Linked DNA regions of Homo sapiens: regions 1, 2, 3, 4 and 6 are each linked to region 5. The links are chromatin contacts, found by Hi-C or POLR2A ChIA-PET in ENCODE. All regions are on one chromosome and are shown on one strand. The core of a region is the stretch at or near the end of the contact, and the rest is flanking DNA. Distances in the headings are between cores, read along the strand shown.

The links. A loop is a pair of places that touch in the nucleus more often than their neighbours do. ChIA-PET counts read pairs that join two places held with the same protein, here RNA polymerase II (POLR2A). Pooled maps may share reads with other maps.
Region 1: a pooled map shows a loop between it and region 5 (5-fold over the local background). The contact joins the promoter of BAIAP3 here to the promoter of MSRB1 in region 5. A Hi-C loop is called at or near these places in 2 of 37 single-sample maps with no recorded cell type and 8 of 50 pooled maps. POLR2A ChIA-PET finds 5 or more read pairs at or near these places in 1 of 52 experiments (activated T-cell).
Region 2: a loop to region 5 is called in a pooled map, with 5 times the contacts of the local background. The contact joins the promoter of TSR3 here to the promoter of MSRB1 in region 5. A Hi-C loop is called at or near these places in 2 of 37 single-sample maps with no recorded cell type and 10 of 50 pooled maps. POLR2A ChIA-PET finds 5 or more read pairs at or near these places in 1 of 52 experiments (activated T-cell).
Region 3: a loop to region 5 is called in a map of CD8-positive, alpha-beta T cell, with 2.9 times the contacts of the local background. The contact joins the promoter of UNKL-AS1 here to the promoter of MSRB1 in region 5. A Hi-C loop is called at or near these places in 1 of 168 maps with a recorded cell type or tissue (CD8-positive, alpha-beta T cell), 1 of 37 single-sample maps with no recorded cell type and 2 of 50 pooled maps. POLR2A ChIA-PET finds 5 or more read pairs at or near these places in 1 of 52 experiments (activated B cell).
Region 4: a loop to region 5 is called in a pooled map, with 7 times the contacts of the local background. The contact joins the promoter of TEDC2 here to the promoter of MSRB1 in region 5. A Hi-C loop is called at or near these places in 6 of 50 pooled maps. POLR2A ChIA-PET finds 5 or more read pairs at or near these places in 2 of 52 experiments (HEK293 and T-cell).
Region 6: a loop to region 5 is called in a pooled map, with 24 times the contacts of the local background. The contact joins the promoter of LMF1 here to the promoter of MSRB1 in region 5. A Hi-C loop is called at or near these places in 2 of 37 single-sample maps with no recorded cell type and 6 of 50 pooled maps. POLR2A ChIA-PET finds 5 or more read pairs at or near these places in 1 of 52 experiments (activated CD8-positive, alpha-beta memory T cell).

Annotation. Positions count from the first base shown.
Region 1 is chr16:1,332,380-1,335,079 of GRCh38, forward strand. It overlaps BAIAP3 (BAI1 associated protein 3), which reads left to right and starts at 1,266. Exons shown (of 34, transcript NM_001199097.2): 1 at 1,266-1,370. RefSeq lists silencers at 220-420, 1,156-1,315.
Region 2 is chr16:1,350,538-1,353,237 of GRCh38, forward strand. It overlaps TSR3 (TSR3 ribosome maturation factor), which reads right to left and starts at 1,341. Exons shown (of 6, transcript NM_001001410.3): 1 at 1,156-1,341; 2 at 842-1,061; 3 at 270-463. The coding sequence starts at 1,267. GNPTG (N-acetylglucosamine-1-phosphate transferase subunit gamma) reads left to right here and starts at 1,394. Exons shown (of 11, transcript NM_032520.5): 1 at 1,394-1,480; 2 at 1,565-1,622; 3 at 1,702-1,769. The coding sequence starts at 1,429. RefSeq lists a silencer at 919-1,618.
Region 3 is chr16:1,407,072-1,409,771 of GRCh38, forward strand. It overlaps UNKL-AS1 (UNKL antisense RNA 1), which reads left to right and starts at 1,323. Exons shown (of 2, transcript NR_188570.1): 1 at 1,323-1,821. All of the region lies in intron 2 of UNKL (unk like zinc finger), which reads right to left. RefSeq lists silencers at 1,101-1,278, 1,157-1,206, 1,257-1,326, 1,597-1,746.
Region 4 is chr16:2,458,686-2,461,385 of GRCh38, forward strand. TEDC2 (tubulin epsilon and delta complex 2) reads left to right here and starts at 1,424. Exons shown (of 10, transcript NM_025108.3): 1 at 1,424-1,485; 2 at 1,598-1,696; 3 at 1,938-2,008; 4 at 2,131-2,539. The coding sequence starts at 1,460. LOC105371050 (a long non-coding RNA gene) reads right to left here and starts at 1,293. Exons shown (of 5, transcript NR_188689.1): 1 at 1,229-1,293; 2 at 1,028-1,151; 3 at 125-269. It overlaps CCNF (cyclin F), which reads left to right. Exons shown (of 17, transcript NM_001761.3): 17 at 1-169. RefSeq lists enhancers at 1-712, 943-1,032 and a silencer at 1,413-1,762.
Region 5 is chr16:1,941,920-1,944,619 of GRCh38, forward strand. MSRB1 (methionine sulfoxide reductase B1) reads right to left here and starts at 1,280. Exons shown (of 4, transcript NM_016332.4): 1 at 1,183-1,280. The coding sequence starts at 1,237. RPL3L (ribosomal protein L3 like) reads right to left here. Exons shown (of 10, transcript NM_005061.3): 10 at 2,055-2,700. LOC124903625 (a long non-coding RNA gene) reads left to right here and starts at 875. Exons shown (of 2, transcript XR_007064940.1): 1 at 875-962; 2 at 1,066-2,700. RefSeq lists an enhancer at 1-69 and a silencer at 1,254-1,753.
Region 6 is chr16:969,647-972,346 of GRCh38, forward strand. It overlaps LMF1 (lipase maturation factor 1), which reads right to left and starts at 1,338. Exons shown (of 11, transcript NM_022773.4): 1 at 1,142-1,338. The coding sequence starts at 1,334. RefSeq lists enhancers at 1-534, 2,517-2,700 and a silencer at 580-1,749.

The sequences.
Region 1 (2,700 bases), core at 16-2,515, 610 kb before region 5:
GGTGCCCTTCGGGTGAAAACTCCAAAGTCTGACCACCCCCCACCCCTTGTCCCCAAAGGGCTGCGAGTGTCCAGCTGTATTCGACCAAGGGCAGGTGCGACCGGGGGGCCGCTGCGCCCTCGGCAAGTCTGAGAGCCTCAGGCCCCCGACAGGACCATGCTTAGCACGGACTTCTCAAAGTGTGGTCCCTGGACTGGCGGCAGCAGACTGGAGCTGGGAAGTGCAGGCGCTGGCTGGCGTGGGGACCACACCTGTGATCTCAGCGCCTTAGGAGGCCGGGGAAGGGGGATCCCTTGAGCCTGGGAGTTTGAGACCAGCCTGGGCAACATAGGGAGACCCCCATCTCCACAAAAGAAACCAAAAAACATTAGCCGGCGGGTGGTCCCAGCTACTGGGGAGGCTGAAGCGGGAGGACCACTTGAGCCGGAGAGTTCGAGGTTGCAGCGAGTGGAGATGGTGCCACTGCGCTCCAACCTGGTTGAGAGCTATTTTTGAGAGCTTTTTCGAGACTCTGTCTGAAAAAAAAAGGGAAAAAACGCAGATCGCGCCCCCACCCAGACTTCGGGACCAGCGGGTTGGGGACAGGACCCATCAATGCCTTAACAAACCCTGCAGGAGACCGCGGGCCCGCTGGGGTTCCAGGACAGCGCAGCGGAGGAAGAGCGGGGAGCCACCCGGGAGGGGCTGGCGGGGTCCAGTGCAGACCCCAGGGGCTCCGGGGGCTCTGGCCGGCTGTGACCCCACAAGCGCCAACTGGGCCCTCACCAGAGCCCCAGGGACGATCGCCCCACAGACCGTCCGCGTGGGCGTGGGGCGTCCCGAGTGGATCCCTGCAGGACGCATCCCCGCCCCGAGAAGAGAGCGGCGGGGCCCGCGAGGTGTCCCTGAGTCAGGCCCTTCCAGAAAGGTCTGCACCGCTGCTGGTCTTCGTGACCGTGGCTTCCCTGGGGTCCGCGGAGGAGACCCCGCCGACCACCCCCTTCTAGACCCCACGCGCCACGGGGAGGGCGCGCGCGGCCAGGCGGGGTCCCGAGGCAGCCAAGCCCGCTCCCCGTCCCGCAGCCACCTGTGGGTTGACTCACAGCCCCGCATCCCGGGGGAGGGGGCTCCGGCCCGGCTCAAGGCACGGAGACCCCGGCCGGGTCCCCTAAGGCGCCGTGGACGCGGGGGGCGGGGCGAGCGCGGTCAGGCCCCGCCCCGGTCAGGCCCGGCCCCGCCCCCAGTCAGACCCCGCCCCCGCAGCGGCGTCCGCCCAGCAGTTGCTCAGTCGTCGGCGCGCGCGGCTGGGAGCGGTAGCTGTGCCTCGGCGTCCCCGAGCTGGTGCCGAGCGCAGCGCCCCAGGAGCCCCCCCATCCCCGCGCCGGCCCACGGTAAGTGCCGCGGGCTGCGGCCAGTGCTGTTGGGCCGCCGTCTGGGCTCGGCCCCGCGCCCCAACCCGGACGGACCGACGGCCGCCGCCCCCTTGGTCCGGGTCCCCCAGGAGGCACGGGGGTGGCCTCCGAGGCGGGGGGCGGTGGGAAGGTCTCGACGTCCCCTCGGCCCTGGGGAAACTGAGGCCGCGCATGCTTGGAGGGGCGGGGTCTCGGGGGCATTTCCCCTCCGAACGCGCAGGAGAGGGTGCGGCGGTGGGGTCCGCACTGCGGAGCGGACGGGGAGGGTATCCGGGCGCTGGCGACGGCCTCCCCCGCACTTGAGCCGCCAAGCGAGGCTTCGACCCCCGCGCCTCCCTCCCCGGGGGAGCAGACGGGCCCGGGGCCTCCCAGCACCCCTCCCGGGCGGGCTGCACCCCCCAGCGTCCTCGTCCCTTCCCTCCTCCCGCAGGTCCTCGTAAGGCCCTTTAGTCCCCCCGAAATCCCTGCGAGTGCAAAGCGGCCCCTCCTTCAGCCCCACTCGGCAAAGGGCTGTGGGCTCTTGCCTGGGCCGGGGTCTCCGGGGGAGGAGTTTAAAGTGACACACTAGACCCGCCCCCAGACTCACCCCGGACCGCCCGCCCCCTCCGAGGGGAGAGACCCCCATAGAACTGGGGGTGTGGCTCCTGCGGGCGCCCGGGGCCCCGGGAAAGGGGGTGCCGCGAGGCGGGGCAGGGAGGGGGTCGGTGAGCAGAGGGAGGAGGGAGCGCTGCGCAGACACGGGCGAGGGGAGGAAGAAGGCGCCTCGGGCTCCGGTCTCCTGCGCTCCTGCTGGGCGCCAGCGGCTGGACCTTGGCAGCCGTCTGAGGCTTCGGGGAGCCCAAGGCCACCGGCAGCGCTTGTTAGAATGCAGATTCCCGGGGTTCGACTGGAATGAGACCCCGGGGAGCAGCGTTTGCAGCGGGCCCGCCAGGTGACCTGCACCTGGGCACCGCCATCGGCTTCGCAGGGGCCATCTGGAGGAGTCGGTGAGACCAGGGAGAGATTCCTGCGGGAAACCCCCAGGGCCTGGTGAAGGGGAGTCGGGGGGCTGAGGGAGGAAGAGCAGGGAAGCTGGAGAGAAGACCAAGAGGGCAGCGTGGAGAGCCAGCCTGTGGGGCAGATGTCCTGCCACCTCCCGCCCCAGGCACACACCCAGGGCACCATCAGCTAACCCCCTGCCCCAAATGTGGTAAGAAGGGCGCCCCCAACACGTTGAAGGCGTTTGTTCCTAGACAGCCTGCACTGGGGAGGAAGGCTGACCCAGCCTCTGCTCCGCTGCCCCCAGACTCAGCTGCCTCACTGCCCCCAA
Region 2 (2,700 bases), core at 91-2,590, 590 kb before region 5:
GAGGATTCTCTGGGCAGTGGTGCCCTGATAATGAATGGCACCCCACACACCGGCCCTGATAGAACAGCGATCCCATTCTGCCTCTACTGCAACTCCACAGGCCGAAAACCTGAAGTGACAGTTGGGGCTGGAACCGTGGTCTGTCTGAACTGTTCCCCTGTCCGTCCCTTATGCTCCTCCTGGGGTCTGTCGGCAGGAAACATGATGCTGGGAGCATAGCAGGAACAGCAGGCCGCCGGGTCACACTGCTGTGGGGCCCCTGGACTCACCTACGATGCAGAAGGTGGCAGCAAACGCTTCCACGCAGGAAAGTCTGTAGGGCCGGCCATAGTTCACGGGGTTGGCGGCCACCAGGTAGGGCAACAGGCGCAAGTGGCTCCCTCGCATCTTCCCAAACGGTGTCTCGTCCAGCCTGGCCCAGGAGCAGTCGATGACGGCGACCCCAGACTGCGCCACCAGCTGTCTGCCAGGGACAGCATGGGATAAGTTCAGGAGCCAGCACTACCCAAGGTGGAGCATGCCCCGGAGAATGGCCTAGCTAAGGGATTCAGGGACATCATTCCGCCATCCCCAAACACCCTCAAACGGACTTCACGAGCAAGCTTTTGAGGCAGCTGCTTGGGGCACCTGGAGCATGTGTTTATTCACTCAACAAACGTTTATTACCCCAAAACCTCCTTTATCCCAGGCTCTGCGCTACGCAACGGAGGCAAACTAGACAGACGTTCCCTGCCCACGTGGGTGTGGATGTGGGTGCGACATACAAGTGCCACTAAACCATCCCTGAAGGGAACCACGCGCTGGAAATGAAGACGACCTCGGGCAGGCCTCCCGCGCCTACCTGTCTGCGGGGGACGCGTACTGCTTGCCCACGGGGCTCAGCACCAGACCGCCGAATCTGTGGCCCAGGCGCAGGCAGCGCACCAGCCCCAGGCGGGCCAGCTTGCGGCCCGTGCAGCGCCGGGGGTCGCAGTGGCCCAACTCCCACATGGCCAGCGTGCAGGGCAGCGCCGCCGGGCCCGGGCCGCCCTCGCCGTCAGCCGCCCCTGGCTCCACGGAAGCTGCACGAGAGAGAGAAGGGCACTCGGCCTCAGCGTGGGACCCCCGGGCAGGCCCTCAAACCCTGACCCGCTCTCCCCATCACGCCTCGCTCACCCTGCAGCGCGGCGCCGACCTCCTCGGCGAAGGCCTCCAGGGAGCGCGTCGGGAGGTGCCGAGGGCGGCCGCCTTCCGCCCCCGGCCCGCGCGCTGCCCTCCTGCGGCCCATGGCGCGGACCTGGGGTGCCGGGGACTCCCCACCCCACGGCCGCGCCCCTCGGCCTCCCAATGGGCTGTGCGGCTGCCAGCGCTTGCGCCGGACGCCACTTCCGGTCCCCGTGGTCACGTGACCGTCACTTCACGTGACCGCGCGGCGGCCGCTGCGGCGCGATGGCGGCGGGGCTGGCGCGGCTCCTGTTGCTCCTCGGGCTCTCGGCCGGCGGTGAGTGGCCCGGCCGTCCGCGTCCCCAGGCCCCGCGCGCGCTCTGCACCCCGGCCTCCCCGCTCACGGTCTCGCTCCCCGTAGGGCCCGCGCCGGCAGGTGCAGCGAAGATGAAGGTGGTGGAGGAGCCCAACGCGTTTGGGTGAGCAGCCTCGCGGGCTGGCGGCTCGAGCGGGGGACGGCCCGGGCCCGTTCCCCGCTGACCTTGCCGCTTCCCGTAGGGTGAACAACCCGTTCTTGCCTCAGGCCAGTCGCCTCCAGGCCAAGAGGGATCCTTCACCCGTGTCTGGTGAGTGAGGAGCGCTGTTGGCCGGCGCGGGGGTGGCCGCGGGGAGCAGCAACAGTGGAGGATGGATGAGTGACCCTGAGAGTTACGGCCCGGAGTCTAAAGCATTGGTTTGTCAGCCTTCTAAAATTAATGTGGAAGTACGAGAGAATATACCAGAACGTTCTTGTAGCGAATTAAATTATCTCCAGACTTAGTCCTTCCTTTCCTTTCCGAGAGGTAACTGCTGTTAATAGTCTGGTGACTTTGCAGACGCGTTTCTGTGCTTTTACGTGCGTGTCTATGCAACTGGAAAACGTATAGTTTTTGTAATCTAATCGCTTTTTTAAAAAATCATGCTGCGCGAGTATTTGGCTGATTTGTCGTTGTCACTCGCTGTATCTCTCGGGACGCTTCATGGTGATGATATAGGTCTTCGTTCTTTCTCTTGGTGCTCAGCACGCGATAGGATGGCACTGCACTCCCCGATTGTATTTAGGTTCTTGCCATTTTTTTGGCCATTAGAAATAGTTCTGTGGAGAACATGCTGTGTAGGTGCTTTGGTTTGCCCTCAGGTGAGCGGTTTCCCAGTGCAGGATTCCAGAAGTGGAATTGGTGGGTCATGAGTATATATATCATTTAAACGCTGAATGAGTATTAAATATAATAGACAAAAATCCAAGAATTTTTTTTTTTTTTTTTTTGAGACAAGAGTCTCGCTCTGTCGCCCAGGCTGGAGTGCAGTGGCACGATCTCGGCTCACTGCAACCTCCGCCTCCCAGGTTCAAGCGATCCTCATGCCTCAGCCTCCCGAGTAGCTGGGATCACAGGCATGCATCACCATCACGCCCAGCAAATTTTTGTATTTTTAGTAGAGATAGGGTTTATTTCACCGTATTGACCAGGCGGGTCTCGAACTCCTGACCTCAAGTGATCCGCCCATCTCGGCCTCCAA
Region 3 (2,700 bases), core at 73-2,572, 530 kb before region 5:
CCGGGAGGTGGATGCTGCAGTGAGCCGAGATCGTGTCACTGCACTCCAGCCTGGGTGACAGAGGGAGACTCGATCTCAAAAAAAAGAAAGAAAGAAAAAAAAAAGATCAGACTCCAGACCCGCCAGATACAAGCAGCAACAGTTAATCTTAGAAATGGATACTTGGAAAAGTTTCTCCTCCCACCAGTTACTCACAGAATGCACAGTGGAGACCCAGCTAGGCACACCCCGGACCCATCCAGACAGGAGTTCTGCACCTGCCGGACGACAGAGGCCTGGGGAGGCGCACAGGGCAAGCGGGAAGTGTCAGGTCTGTCAGGTGACACCGCCAAACAGAGCTCTGGAAAGAAGACAGAGGCCGGGCGCAGTGGCTCATTCCTGTAATCCCAGCACTTTGGGAGGAGAGGTGGGTGGATTACTTGAGCCCAGGAGTTCGAAACCAGCAAGACCCCACCCCTACAAAAAATACAAAAATTCAGCTGGGCGTGGTGGTGTGCGCCTATGGTCCCAGCTACTTTGGAGGCTGAGGTGGGAGGATCACTTGAGCTCAGGAGGTTGAGGTTGCACTGAGCCAAGATCACACCACTGCACTCCAGCCTGGGCGACAGAGTGAGGCCCTGTCAAAAAAAAAAAAAAAAGGACAAACCTGTGTCTGTGTGTCAATCTGGAAAAGTGGCACCACAGGAATGGGGCAAGCCTGTTTTTTCTGAGAACGAGACCCAGGGTGGCTGCAGGGCCACAGTGCAGGAGCGCTCTTCTGGACAGGGGTGGGCTGGCAGATGGCCACTCGTTCTGTGGCTACACAGCTGCAGGCCACGTGTATTTTTTTTTCCCAATGAAAATGGGCCTAGAGGCTGGGCATGGTGCCTCAGGCCTGTAATCTCAGGACTCTGGGAAGCCTAGGCATATGGATCGCTTGGGTACTCCGGAGGCTGAGGCACGAGGATCAGCTGAGTCCAGGAGGCAGAGGTTGCAGTGAGCCAAGATCGAGCCACGGCACTCCAGCCTGGGAGACAGAGCCAGACCCTGGCTCAAAAGAAAAACAAAAAAAAGATGGACCCTGGAGAGGCCCGGGGTCCCGCGGGGCGCCTTTTCTATTTCTTTACCGCAATCTGTTTAAAGAGAAAAGCAAGCGCCTGCCCCTCAGCTACACCCCCGGGGCCTCAAGGCCACGCCCACATGGGAGCTGCCCCCCCCCCCAACGACCAGGACGGTTCCCACGGGGGCGGGGCTTCACACGTGACCCGGGACAGCCAATCGCGGGCGCGCAGCGGAGGGGCGTGTCGCGCGGAACAAAAGGCCTTTCCCGAGCGGGGCGGGGCGGGGCCGAGATCACGCTGATGCCCACAGGACCGGCACGGCGTGGGGTGCAACAAGGGGCAGCCACCCACCTAGGAAAGGGTGCACAGTGGGGGCACCCACGGGGGCAGGCACCGGAGGGGGTGCCCACAGAGGATAGAGGACGCCGAGAAGTGACCTGGGGAGCCATAGGATGAGGAAGAGAGAAGAGATGACAGCAGGGGCTGTAGGAGGTCACCCTCCACGGAGGGAGGGGTGACGGCAGAGGCGTCCGCAGGAGCTGGTACCGGTGGGGCTGCCCCCAGGGGGGGCTGACAGAGGCAGCAACTGAGCAGGCAGGGGTGGAGCGAGGTGCCAGCCTGCCGTGGAAAGGAGACGCCAGCAGCGGGGGGCCCTCCTGGGGTCCCAGTCCTGCTCTGCCCCACAGCTCAGCCCCAGCACCTCCAGCCACAACCAAGAGCAACGCCTGATACGGGCTAAGGGTCTCTGCTCTCTGATACACATTCATGTGTAAAATAACAGGTTGGTAGTATCAACACCCAAAATAGAAATTTCTTTTTTTTTTTTTTTGAGTCTTGCTCTGTCGCCAAGGCTGGAGTGCAGTGGCGCGATCTCGGCTCACTGCAACCTCCGCCTCCCACGTTCACGCCATTCTCCTGCCTCAGCCTCCCAAGTAGCTGGGACTACAGGTGCCCGCCACCATGCCCAGCTAATTTTTCTGTATTTTTAGTAGAGACGGGGTTTCACCATGTAGGATGGTCTCGATCTCCCGACCTCGTGATCTGCCCGCCTCGGCCTCCCAAAGTGCTGGGATTACAGGCGTGAGCCACCGCGCCCAGCCAAAATAGAAATTTTAAAAACCAATGAACTAAAGAAAAGGAAGGCCCTGTCCTTATTCTGAACGTTCCTTTATTTACAAATTCCGAGGCAACCCTTAATGAGAACCAGAACGGGTACTTCAATAGGACAAACTGGCTATTCCCTTTGTTCAGCGATGAGAAAGTCCCACTCCCGTGGAATGAAGGATAATTATGGAGGAGAGATCTCAGGGGAGGCAGCCTGTCAGACACTTCCTAAAGGGCCGGTCGAAGCAAGTCATTCACACGCTACAAACAAAATCTTAAATAAAATAAGGAAATTTCCTTACTATGTGTGCATATACCCAGGTATCCAAAACAAAACACCAAACAGGCATCTTAGCCCCACTTACCACCCTCAATTATAAACTGTAAGCCATTCAGACAGCAGGCTAATATTTTTGTAATGATGTTATGGAACTGCTACTTGAGCACAGCTTGAAGTGACCACCTAGAGGCAGGCGCTTACTACAGCACTGTCCATCCCTGTAAGAACTGGATACCACCCTGTGCCTAGCAGTGAGGCTGAGTCCACACCAAGACA
Region 4 (2,700 bases), core at 174-2,673, 520 kb after region 5:
GGGTGGGGTGTGGTCGGGGTGAGAACCCAAGCGTTGGAACTGTAGACCCGTCCTGTCGACTGTGTGCCCCTGGGCATGTGTGAGCCTCAGTTTCCTCATCTGTAAGGGGGGCAATGATACCTACCTCACAGGGGTGTTGTGAGGATTAAATGTGAGGAGGATAGTGGCAGATGAGTGATGGACGTCCTTCACTGCCTCGGCCCCTTGTCCAGGGGCTCTTAATCCCAACTCTGCATGGAGTCAGTTCTCTGCTTTCTCCCAGCTTGCACCTGAAGGAGGAAACCACTCCAGGGGGACCTGGCCCCGCCTGCCTGTGGTGGGTGGGTTCCTGCATCACCCACCTGCTGACTGAGCATTTCCCTGCCTCCTCCTTCACAGAGAATCTCCAGGGAGGCAGGGCCACCGTCACCCTCCCCCACCGCTGATGGAGGGGCCCACCCGGAGCGCTGGGCCAGAGCTGCCTGGGTCCCAACCTCCCTGACAACTCCCTTTGTGCCCTCCTTCCCCTCTGCGATGGCACCTTCCCATTAACGACTATGGAATGGACTCACCTGTCCCATCTTTAAACAGCAACCCCAGGCTCTGTTTTTCTTTCAGCTACCGCCTGGGATTTCTTGCCCCCTAATTGTTTATTCTTGTTAACACCAACTACATGGGGCCCTGCTGCCTTCCTCACTTCCTCCCTCAGGTGTCCCCCGCATCACCGAAGGCCCTGTACCCCCGCCCCCCTGCTGTGCTGTGTACACCGCCGAGGCCTCAGCAGCACTTGGCCTGTGACCCACTCCCTCCCGTGACAGCCTCCTGTTGCCTCTGTGACACTGTCCTACTGCTCCTCCACCTCCCTGGCCATTGCGTGGGCCCCGTGATCTGTCCCTACCCGTCCCCTGCCCCACCAGGGGCCACCTCGCCTGGCCCACTGCTCCAAGGTCTGAGCTTCCTCCCCTCTGCCCAGTGCTATCACGTCACATGTCCAAAAGTGAACACTTTCTCCTCCTTCATCCCCGCCCCTGACACGCGGAATCCTCACCTCCAGCAACCCCGTCCTGTCCCTGTGCTCGGTGGCCCAGGCGTCAGCAAGACGGCTGGTCCCTGCGTTAAGAGCACTTTCAATAAGGACAGATGGAGCCTCTCGTATAACCTTCACCGGCCCCCTGCAAGAGAAGCGCGATAATGGCGCCCCCATCTACCCAGTTACCCAAACCAAAATCCCGGCGTCGCCCGCAGTCACCTCCCTGGCGGCCTCGGGGGCCCAGCTCCGAGCCGGAGTCCCCGTCAGACCTGGGAGGCAGGAGTGGGCGGGGCTTGAGGCTTGCCCGCAAGGAGGGAGAGAAAGCTTCGGGGGCGGCCCCTGAGCCCCGGTTCAGGATTGGGCAGCCCGGCCGGGAAGGGGCGGCCTTCCCTCCCGGAAGGGGCGTGGCTCTTCAGAGGCGGCAAATTGCAAGGAGACGCCGCCGCCTTCATGCTGCCGGCGGGCTGCTCGCGCCGGTGAGGCCTGCGCGGCAGGAGGGGGTGGGAGGATGCGGGCGGGCCGGTAGCCAGGCGCGGGGCCCGAGGCCCGACGCTGGCCGAGGTGCTGAGCCGCCGGTGCGTCCCCCAGGCTGGTGGCCGAGCTGCAGGGCGCCCTGGACGCCTGCGCACAGCGACAATTGCAATTGGAGCAGAGCCTGCGCGTTTGCCGTCGGCTGCTGCATGCCTGGTACGCGGACCCCGGACCCACTGGCCAGACCTCCCTCGGGCCCTCAGAGTCCCGCCCCGAGCGCCCAGGGCTGGGAGACCGGGCGCAGCCGCCCACTTCGGAGCTGTGGGTTGTCAGTGCCACCCTCCTTACCCTGCAGGCTCTGAGCTGGGGGCCTGCCGCGGGGCCCGGCGGCCCCCTCGGGTCTGTTTGGGCTGGGCCCTGCCTCCTGGCCGTGCGACGGCTGCCCGTGTCTTTGCAGGGAACCAACTGGGACCCGGGCTTTGAAGCCACCTCCAGGGCCAGAAACTAATGGAGAGGACCCCCTTCCAGGTAAACCTCCACCACCCGCCTTCTCCAGGTGCTGCTCTGGCCTGTCTGCTGGCGTGCAGTTGTGAGGAACCCTCCTGGGGGACAGTGGGGAGAGATCCCTGCATAATTCTTGGCTTTCACAGCATGCACACCCAGTCCACAAGACCTCAAAGAGTTGGAGTTTCTGACCCAGGCACTGGAGAAGGCTGTACGAGTTCGAAGAGGCATCACTAAGGCCGGAGAGAGAGACAAGGCCCCCAGCCTGAAATCTAGGTCCATTGTCACCTCTTCTGGCACGACAGCCTCCGCCCCACCGCATTCCCCAGGCCAAGCTGGTGGCCATGCTTCAGACACGAGACCCACCAAGGGCCTCCGCCAGACCACGGTGCCTGCCAAGGGCCACCCTGAGCGCCGGCTGCTGTCAGTGGGGGATGGGACCCGTGTTGGGATGGGAGCCCGAACCCCCAGGCCTGGGGCGGGCCTCAGGGACCAGCAAATGGCCCCATCCGCTGCTCCTCAGGCCCCAGAAGCCTTCACACTCAAGGAGAAGGGGTAGGTTTCCCGGACCCTCACTGGAGGGACTTCTGTCTCTGCCTCCTCAGACCCTGGCTAGCAAGGAGCCTGGGATTTGGGGTGACAGGGAAGGCAGGGCATCGAGCCCTGTGGCATACCCCTGAGGCTCATGCTCAGAAGCTGGCAGAATGAAGCAGCTG
Region 5 (2,700 bases), core at 30-2,529:
AGAAAAGGCCTCCAGGCCACACAGGAGCCCAGGAAGAAAGAGGGCTGGGGACAACAGATTTCAGCCTACCCACAAAGGATCCCTTTGGAGTGGAGGGGGTGGGAAAGTTGCAAAACTGACTTGCAGAACTGTTTTAAGGACTGAAAACAGGAACCTCCAGGGGTGCTGAGTCACCTCTCACCCATCACCTGGGGACAGCCTCCCCTGGAGACTGTAAACTACCCAGCCTTTTCCAGGAACTGGAGAAAAAAGCAAAGAGAAGCCAGCAGCTGCTGTGGAAGTGGAGTTTCTGGCTTGGCAGAGCAGCCTGAGGACAACTGGGATCTAAAGCCAGAGAGTCTTGCTGGGGGAGGCTTTGCCGGGATGGTCCTGTGTCACAGCCCAACCCGCTACAGGGGTGCCACCCAGCAGATCCGCCCAAGGAGACCAGTGCACTCAGACTTGCCTGTGGATGTGTTTTTACCAAATTAGTCCACTACCAGGCGAGCCCAGCCCAGAAGGGATTCATCAGGGCCAGTGTGGAGGGCTGGCCATGCCCCAAACCACCCCATCCTGCCTGCCTGGTCAAACTTCACGGGCTGTTGGCAGGTGCCTGGTGGCACTCCTGGTTCCCCAATTTGGAGTCCCTGGGCAGGTGGGGAGGCACCTGGGCCGGCACATTAGGATCTGAAGGGGACATTCTATGCTTGCCAGACTCCTCCCAGAGATCCCGGACTCGGGGGAATGGGAAGGGCCAGGGTAACACCTGCGGGATGACCCGCGAAGGGGCGCCCCGGCCACAGGAGCTGGCCCTGGACAAGAACCTGGCCTCTCCGAAGCCCCGACCCTAACCCGAATTCCCCCAGCGCCATCACTTTGGAGTGTAGGGGGTAGGGAAGGGGTACCACCCCCACGTATCCCGATCCCTTAGACCCACCCCCGAAACGGCACGTTCACACTCGAGGCCTGCCCCCTCCAGGACGGTGAGCCCCAAGGCCCCCTCTCCTCGGGTACCCCACTCTCCTCGCCCCCAGGCTCCCCACTCCTCCGCAGTCCTTTTGACCCCTGTTCGCTTCTCCCCGGCAGCCACATTCGCCCCCATTCCCGGCTTGGGAGAGACATCACCCCCGGACGACGGCGGCGCCCCCGCTAATGCGCGCCCCCCGCCGCGCTGCCCTCCCAGCGAGAGGCCGCAGGACCAACCAGGTTCAAAGTGATTCTGGAAAACCTCGCCCCCGAAGAAGCTGCAGAACGACATGGCGCCACCGGAACCGCAGCGCGCTTGCCGCTGCCAACTGACCAAAGGCTGCCGACCCGACGACCGCCGGTACCCGCGTCCACCTCCCCGCCCCTCCCGAGGACCAATCGCTCCCCGGAGGGCGAATCCCGGCTTCCGCCTCCGGGAGGCCCCGCCCCTCCTCAGGGCTGGTCCAATACGATCTTCCCAGCTGGCCCCGCCCACGTTGACTCCTTGGGACCACTCCTGGGCCACTTCCCCAAGGCCCCGCCCCCCGGTGCCAGTCCAATCGCATCTCCCCAGCAGGCCCCGCCCATGGAAACTCCCAGGGACCACCCCTAGGCCGCTTCCCCAAGGCCCCGCCCCTGCCGCCCCTCGCGCCCTGGTGGCTAGGGGCGCACATGGGGCCTGGCCAGGTGGGCGACGGCGCGAATCCGTAGGGTCGTGTCCCCCCAGTCCAGTCCCTGGTACTAAGCCCGGAGCTGCCGGAGGTCATGCAGCCTTTCCGCGCCCAGGTGAAACCGCCTTTGCAAAATGATGACTGAAACAGTGAAAGAGATCTAACTCAGCCGACTCTATCTTGCTTCTAACCTCCAAGCTGTCCTTATTCATCCCTGCTGGTAGGTTGAAATAACTTTGGGAGAAACTCAGTTTATAGTTTTTTGTTTTTTTCTTTCTTTCTTTCTTTCTTTTGAGACGGAGTCTTACTCTGTTTCCAGGCTGGAGTGCAGTAGCGCGATCTCAGCTCACTGCAACCTCCAACTCGCTGGTTCAAGCAATTCTCCTGCCTCAGCCTCCCGAGTAGATGGGATTACAATCATGCGCCACCACGCCCAGCTAATTTTGTATTTTTAATAGAGACGAGGTTTCTCGATGTTGGCCAGGCTGGTCTTGAACTCCCGACCTCAGGTGATCCGCCCATCTTGGCCTCCCAAAGTGCTGGGATTACAGGCGTGAGCCACCGCGCCCAGCCAGTTTATAGTTTAAAACAAAGACAGTAACAGCCCTTTCCCAAAGCAGACCACCTCCTTGCCTGGGGACTAGATTGCATTTTTAGGACTAACATTAGCCACAATATTGGGAATTATGGTTTAGGAGTCGTGCATCTGGAGGCTACAAGATTCTGACCCTCCCTAAGCTGCCCCTAAGATCAGTGCTTGAGATATTTTGCCGACCCTGCAACTTGATGGATCTGCTGGCACCAACCAGATTGATAAACTGGCTCATCTGATCTTGTGGCCACCACCCAGGAGCTGACTCAGCGCAAGAAGACAGCTGACTCCCTGTGATTTCCTCCCTGACCAATCGGCTCTCCTGGCTCACTGGCTCTCCCCACCCGCCAAGTTATCCTTAAAAACTCTGCTCCCCGGCACTCCAGCAGCCTGGGCGACAAGATCAAGACTCTCTCAAAAAAAAAAAAAAAAAAAACCTCTGCTCCGCAAATGCTCAAAGAGATCGATTTGAGTAATAATAAAACATAAAAC
Region 6 (2,700 bases), core at 88-2,587, 970 kb before region 5:
TACAACCAACGCGTGGGCAACGCCCGGGGCCAGCAGCTCCGGAGCCCTCTGGGACGGTGACTGCCCACGCGCCCCGCTGGCTGCATCTCGGCCTGGCAGGCTCCCCTCACTTCCATACTCATTTGAGAGCCTCACTTGAGGTTCGTAGCTCCTGACACGTTGGGCTTATGAAACATGTATCCGTGTGATCACATGTCACCGTGATCACAGAACCGTTCTCTTCCAAACCAGTTCTGGGTTGTAGGGACTGGGGAGAGAGGGAGTTGGAATCGCCAGCTGCCCCTGGCCAGGGGATCCAGAGGTTTTGAGCGTGAACTGACTTTTCTCAGAGCTCTGCTCTGTAGGCTGCGCACGCGGGCCCCGCACAGCTGTGGGGTGAAGGGTCTCCGCCAGTGGACCCGGCCAACCACATCCCACAGTGAGGCGCAGGCTTCACTTGCAGATGAGGTTCCGGAGCTGCCCCCAGACCTCCGCTGGGAATCTTCCCGAACGCAGACTGAGCTAGTCGAGAACACTAAAGGAGAAACTCCAGTCTGGCCACCAGCCAGTCACCTTCCCTCAGCCCCTGGGAGACGCGAAGGAGGCTCCCGGGCCGGCTCCTCGGATTTTGGCAGGGGCCGCACGCGGCAGGGATGTGGCGTGCGGGCGTCCAGTTACAGTGGGAACCTTCACCGTCAGCACAGCGCTGTGTCGGGGACAGCAGGAGCGCCTCGCCTCTCCAGGCCGCCCCCCGCCCCGCAGCCAGGACGCAGACCCCCGACCTGCGCACGGACGGGTGACCCTCCACCTGCCCAGCTCTCCTGGGAACTCCTGGGCCAGGGCCCGGGCCGGCCCCGCCTCGCATAGCCCCGAGCCGGTCCTGGCAGGCGCGGCCGTGCAACTTCGGGGCTGCGGGTGGAACCGGGAGCCCAGGAGCCCAGGCCGGAGGCTCGAGGCGGCGACAGGGGTAGGGCCGGGTGCGCTGTCGCCAGCAAGCCTTGTCCTGCCCTGCCCGCCCCGCCTTGCCCGGGCCCCAGCAGGAAGGAGGGCTGCGTGGGGGCGCCGCGGCCGCGAGACCGCGCGGAGGAGTCTCGAGGGAGGGCGGGGGTCGTGGTGCGCGGAGGTGACACTGGCGGATGTCCCGGGCCCGCCCGGCACTCACAGTACACGAAGGCTAGGGCCTTCAGGAGCACGATCCGGGTCAGCCAGAAGGTGCCCGTGTGGAGATGGGCCGGAGAGCCTGCGGGGCCACGCCCCGGCGCGGGCGGCGACTCAGGCTCCGGATCCGAGTACCCAGTCTTCCGCCTCCTCAGCGACTCCGCGGGCGCCGCCATTGTTGGGCTGTCAGGGCGCATGTGCGGGGAGGGCGCACTCCCGGAGGCCCCGCCCATTCTCGGAGGCCCCGCCCATTCTCGGAGGCCCCGCCTCTCCCTGGCCGGCCCTGCCCACGGCCGAAGGCCCCACCCACACCCCGGGAGGCCCCGCTCACAGTCCCGGAGGCACCGCCCCCTCCAGCCGGCCCCGCCCACGCGCGGGAGCGGGTGCCCGGAGCCTGCCTCCTTCGCAGTTCTCGCTGGGCGCTGCTGCGGGTAGGGCGCGGGGCCGGGTACCTGGGAGGTGGTGCGCGTCGCCCGACCCGAGCTCACTGGGGCAGGCACGCGTGCCTTCCGTCAGTCCGAGTTGCAGAGGCCAGGTGCCCTCCCCCAGCCAGGCGCCTTCCCAGCTGTGGTCCTGGGGAAGGTGGGCTGCACAGGCCCTGGCGGTGCTACCACTGCGTGCCCCTGCCTCACAGCTGACACTCACTCTCTGCGGAGGAGGGTGCTAGGGCGATCGTCGCAGCCAGCAAGGGACAGAGTAGGCAGGGCTGTGCCTGGAATGCTCGGGGGACCCTCCCCTTTCTCCCAGCCTGAGCACCCTTCCGCCTTTGCACAACCCAGCTCCTGCCTGCCCTTGGGACTGGACTTCAAGCTGTGGGGGAAGAGGGGGACTCAGGACTCAGGAGGGAAGGGCTAACTGCCCAATGCCCCAAACAGAACATGAAGGAGGACGCCAGCACTCTACACTCTGATGACTGGAGCGGGGTTCTGGAGGCTGATGTGAAGCGGGTGCTAGGAAGGGCTGGGGTCACAGGCATTCCTTAGAGGAAAGAAAGGGCGTGAGGCTAGAGTAGGCATTGGAGACCTAGGGGTTAGTGAATAAACTGTGGGGCACTTAGGTGGAAGTGCAGATTTCTCCTTATTCATTTGTCAGCACTCTTTACGTATGAAAAATCCTGTTCTTTTGTGTATATTGGAAATATTTGTCCTGGTTTTTTGTTTTTGTTTTCATGTATTCTTCTCTTTTGCCTCTCTAGCTTTCCTAGTGTTTTGGCGTATCAATTATCGCCACTGGGTTGGTCAAATGACCCGTCTTTATTGCTTGTTTAATTACCTGTTTAATTATATCTTCACCACCTGCAGTGTGAGCCTTGTGTGGGCAGGGACTGACTGTGGACATCGGGCCCCCAAATCCAGGCCTGACCAGCAGTGGCCCGAGCTTCCTCTCAGCCTCCACCTTCCCTGTGTTGCTGGGGCCGTAGCATACGTGTACATCTTATGGTTTAATTCATTTTTAGTTTCCATTTCTTTTCTATGAAACCCCCCTTAGGAGCCCAGCTGTGAAATGGGACCCTGTTAAAGATGTTGCAACGGGTACGAACACACAAACATCCTCCGCATGCTG